Regions from separate parts of the Homo sapiens genome. Here region 2 is linked to region 1. Evidence: read pairs that join two places in POLR2A ChIA-PET (ENCODE). Cell type or tissue: IMR-90. All regions are shown on one strand. Region 1 overlaps PHACTR4 (phosphatase and actin regulator 4). Region 2 overlaps TAF12 (TATA-box binding protein associated factor 12).

Region 1 (2,500 bases):
TTTTTTTCACTTGATTGATGGAGGTTTAGGGAAGTTTTTCAATAAAGGTTAGATTTATACAATCGTAATTATCACAGTAAATGCAATGGTGACTACTGATGCATTAGTTTGCTATGCCCAGAAGACTTAGGCAAAATAGCATCCTCATTACTAAAGTGCAAAAGATGGAAATGACAAGAGGACAGTGACTCTTCCTAGTTGCATGACTTATACAAGGACATTCTGGGTCTCAATTACTTTAACACTTTACATGAAATACACTAGAATCTGATTATCTATCTATCTATCTATCTATCTATCTATCTGTCTCTCTATCTATTTATCTAGTTATTTTAGAGACAGGGTTTCGTTCTGTTGCCCAGCATGGAGTGCAGTGGCACAATCACAGCTCACTGAGCCTTCAACTCCAGGACTCAAGCAATCCTCTGCCTCAGCCTCCTGAGTAGCTGAGATTACAGGCAAATAGTTGAAATTATGAGAATGTCTCAGATTACAGACACTGGCTACAGCATCTGGCTTCTCTTCTTTTTTAGGTAAAGAAAGACCAGCCTGGGGAACATGAAGAAACCCTGTCTCTTAAAAAAAAAAAAAAATTAGTTGGGCAGGGTGCCATGTGCCTAGTCCCAGCTACTTGCGAGGCTGAGGTGGGAAGATCGCTTGAGCTCAGCAGGTCCAGGCTGCAATGAGCTGTGATCGTGCCACTGCACTCCAGCCTGGGCGACAGAGCCATACTGATATAGTTTAGATATGTGTCCCGCTCAAATCTCAGGTTGAATTGTAATCTTCAGTACTGGAAGTGGGGCCTGGTTGGAGGTGACTGGATCATGGGGGTGGATTTCTCATGAATAGTTTAGCACCATCCATATGGTGCTGCCTTAGCAATAGTGAGTGAGTTCTCGTGAGATCTGGTCGTTTAAAAGTATGTGGCATCTCCCTCTTTGCTCTCTTGTTCCTGCTCTGGTCACGTGACATGCTTATTCCTGGTTGGTTTTCTGTCATGATTCATGATTGTAAGTTTCCTGAGACCTCCCCAGAAGCAGGGCAGTTGCAAGCATTATGTTTCCTGTACAGCCTACAGAACCACGAGTCAAATAAAGCTCTTTTCTTTATAAATTATCCAGTCCCAGGGATCTCTTTATAGCAATGCAAGAATGGCTTAATACAGGGACCTTGTCTCAAAAAAAAAATAGTTGATACATAAGCAAAATATGTATAAAAAAAATAAAGCCACTGAATACAAAAAACAGAGCAACATTTTCTTTGCTTCTCATGCAAATGTGCTTGATTTTCACTTTTACAAAACTTTTAGAGGCAGATGTCCTTCTTTCCTCTTACCTCCTGTGTTGGGGTAGAGCCACACCTGGCCCTGACTCAGTTATCTCAAATTCACACATACATATTCATATCCTCATATTCTCCCTCCTTCCTTCCCCTCTTTTTCCTACTCTCCAGGACAAACAGTACATTATTTCCAAGACTCCGAAATCTGTCCAAATACTTGGAATCAGCCCAATTGCCTTTTCAAAATACAGAATCTCCAGGAGGTAGGACTTTCAGAATCTGTTTTAAAAAATCTCTCCAGGTCAGCCTAGGGTCCTAAGGTCAGTCAGGTGTGTTAAACCCAATACCAGATTATTATCTGGAAACCTCATGGAGGTTAAAAGAGACAGAGGCAGACATTTTCTGGCTATAGGCTGCTTCTTTGTTGAAGAAAAATGAATTAGGGGCCAGGCATGGTGACTCATGCCTGTAATCCCAGCACTTTGGGAAGCCGAGGCAGGCAGACCACCTGAGATCAGGAGTTTGAGACCAGCCTAGCCAACATGGTGAAACCTCGTCTCTACTAAAAATACAAAAATTAGCTGGGTGTGGTGGTACACGCCTATAATCCCAGCTACTCGGGAGGCTGAGGCAGGAGAATCTTGAACTTGGGAGGCGGAGGTTGCAGTGAGCCAAGATCACATCACTGCACTCCAGCCTGGGTGAAAGCAAAACTCTGTCTCAAAAAAAAAAAAAAAAAAAAGAAAGAAAGAAAAAGAAAAAGAAAAATGAGGCCAGATGCGGTGGCTCATGCCTGTAATCCCAACACTTTGGGAGGCCGAGACAGGTGGATCACTTGAGGGCAGGAGGTTGAGACCAGCCTGGCCAACATGAGGAAACCCTGTCTCTATTAAAAATACAACAACAAAAAAAAATTAGCTGAGTATGGTGGCAGGCACCTATAATCCCAGCTACTTGGGAGGCTGAGGCAGGAGAATGGCTTGAATGCGGGAGGTGGAGGTTACAGTGAGCTGAGCTGGTCTCAAACTGCTGGGTTCAAGTGGTCCTTCCACCTCAGTCTCCCAACGTGGTAGGATAATTGGAGTGTTTAGGCCATTTATATTTAATGCTTTTCCTATATATCTCAAATATGGTCCAAGTTGCAAATAAACAACAGAAGCTTACAGTTGTTTCTTCCCAAATTTATAATACATTATCTCCAATTATGTGTTATTGGAAA
Region 2 (2,500 bases), 170 kb before region 1:
AAGAGATGGAGATGTTTGTCTTGGCTCCCACTAAGGAAAAGGAGATATATTTCTCCACATCCAGTTTGCTTGGATCCTGGTTGGTGAAGATGTACCAGGCCATTCAACTAAAATGGTTCCATGGCAAGGATGGTGCTTGATGCCAGTTGTTCATTTACAGGTAGCTTTTGAAAATGGCTGCCTCTCATTTCACCGGGCTCACAGCTGTTGCTGATGTAATTAAAGATCTAGACACTCAGATAGCTGTAAGTAAGTTTGAGGCTACTGTGAGCAGAACTTGGTGAATGTGCTTCTGATCGTGATGACACCCAAGCTGACGTCCACAGAGTCAGCCTCATGACTCTAAGATTCAGGAGTCTCAGCTGCTCCAGACTAGGGTCTCTGCATGTACTTAGATTGCTAACACTCAGAGAAAAATTGCTCTTGATAAAGAGGAGTTTACTTTTAACAGCTGCTAAAAGTTATGTTTATTGGGCATAGCCCTGACATAGACTTAAGCATGTTTGAAATGCCAGAATGAACTAGTCTGTATTCTTAAGCTTTGTGACTGATTTTTTTAAAGGATGTGATTGTGCTATGACTTATTTGAATTTAACATTATTTGATACTTTAAAAATAATGCATGTAGTACTTAACTATTTTTACAAAGTTCTCAAAAATGTCTTGCTTATTCTAGTTTATTTATTTATTTATTTATTTATTTTTATTATTATTTGAGATGGAGTTTCGTCAACCTCTGCATCCCGAGTTCAAGCAATTCTTCTGCCTTAGCCTCCCAAGTAGCTGGGATTACAGGCGTGTGTCACCACGCCCGGCTAATTTTGTGTTTTTAGTAGAGTTGGGGTTTCTCCATGTTGGTCAGGCTAGTCTCAAACTCCTGACCTCAGGTGATCCACCCACCTCGGCCTCCCAAAGTGCTGGGATTACAGGCATGAGCCACTGTGCCCAGCCTCTAGTTTATTTTTATTTCATTTTATTTTTAGATAGTGTCTCACTCTGTCACCTAGGCTGGAATGCAGTAGTGGTGTGATCATGGCTTATTGCAGCCTCAACTTCTTGGGCTCAGGCAATCCTCCTGCCTTAGCCTCCTGAGTAGCTAGGACCACATGCTACCATGTCCAGCTAAGTGTTTTTTGTGTTTTGTTTTTTTTTTTGTGGGGCGGTGGGGGCGAGTCTCACTCTGTTGCCCAGGCTGGAGTACAGTGGCGTGATCTCGGCTCACTGCAAGCTCTGTCTCCTGTGTTCAAGTGATTGTCCTGCCTCAGTCTCCCCAGTAGCTGGGAGGGATTATAGGCATGTGCCACTACGCCTAGCCAATTTTTTTGTATTTTTAGTAGAGATGGGGTTTCACCATGTTGGTCAGGCTCCTCTCGAACTCCTGACCTCAGGTGATCTACCCGCCTTGGCCTCCCAAAGTGCTGGGATTACAGACCTGAGCCACCACACCCAGCCCCAGCTAAATTTTTACAGAGATAGGGCTTCCCCATGTTCCCCAGGCTGGTCTTGAACTCCTGTCTCAAGTGGTCCTTCCACTTCAGGCACCCAACATGCTGGGATTACAGACATGAGCTACTGCACGCGGCCCTAGTTTATTTTTGTACATAAGATTCTTCATTTCATTTACTTGCTTCCTTGTTTAAATTTTGTGGACTATTTCACTTAATATTTGGAAATGAGATGGTTTCTAAATATCAGCTGAGAGTAATAAACATTCTTCATTCCCTCAATTTTTAACCTGTGGATATTAAATGGTCACCATTCCATATATACTGAAGAACCCTCAAAGTCTAACAGACCTCATTTTACTTACTTTTTTTTTTTTTTTTTTTTCTTGGTAGAGACTAGGTCTCGCTATGTTGCCCAAGCTGGTCTTGAACTACTGGGCTCAAGTGATGCTACCACCTGGGCCTCCCAAAGTGCTGGGATTACAGTTGTGAGCCATTGCACCAGGCCTCTTTTTACTCTCAAGATTCATCCTTTATTACAGGTTCTTCTAGAGCTAATTCTTGTGCTTTTCTTCTCCAGTTAATTGGCCTTGGTCCTCACAGCTCCAAAAAGAAACAGGATCTCGATAAGCTCTATGAGCTGAAGTCCAAAGCTCGGCAGATTATGAACCAGTTTGGCCCCTCAGCCCTAATCAACCTCTCCAATTTCTCATCCATAAAACCGGAACCAGCCAGCACCCCTCCACAAGGCTCCATGGCCAATAGTACTGCAGTGGTAAAGATACCAGGCACTCCTGGGGCAGGAGGTCGTCTTAGCCCTGAAAACAATCAGGTATCATCCTCTTACTCTTTCTTCTCTGTAGCCACTTCTTACCTATTATTTCAATCTGTAATACTTTAAGAGATGTCCATCTCAGATGCTGCTTTTTTCTCTTAGCCGAAAAGGTCTTTTCCCTCTTTTGGATTTCTAACTTTTTTTGTTTGTTTTAATATAAGTAGAGAGTTTATTTGGGCCAAATTTGAGGACTCCCAATTCAGGAGACACAGATTCAAGT

The links. Peaks named below come from ENCODE experiments on the same cell type or tissue, not always from the same donor. Only the 100,000 strongest peaks of a DNase experiment are listed, where the experiment ranks them.
Region 2: POLR2A ChIA-PET joins it to region 1 with 5 read pairs; 3 of 35 experiments call an interaction of 5 or more read pairs at or near these places.

What each region holds. Positions count from the first base shown.
Region 1 is chr1:28,454,722-28,457,221 of GRCh38, reverse strand. The region is part of intron 2 of PHACTR4 (phosphatase and actin regulator 4); the gene reads right to left. Among named protein-coding and RNA genes, the nearest start is that of SNHG3, 50 kb to the left of the region's middle. In IMR-90, no CTCF peak of the experiment used is centred here; a DNase peak (open chromatin) is centred at 981; H3K27ac peaks cover 287 bases.
Region 2 is chr1:28,621,691-28,624,190 of GRCh38, reverse strand. TAF12 (TATA-box binding protein associated factor 12) reads left to right here. Exons shown (of 6, transcript NM_005644.4): 2 at 2,026-2,277. The coding sequence starts at 2,110. Among named protein-coding and RNA genes, the nearest start is that of TAF12, 20 kb to the left of the region's middle. In IMR-90, no CTCF peak of the experiment used is centred here; no DNase peak of the experiment used is centred here.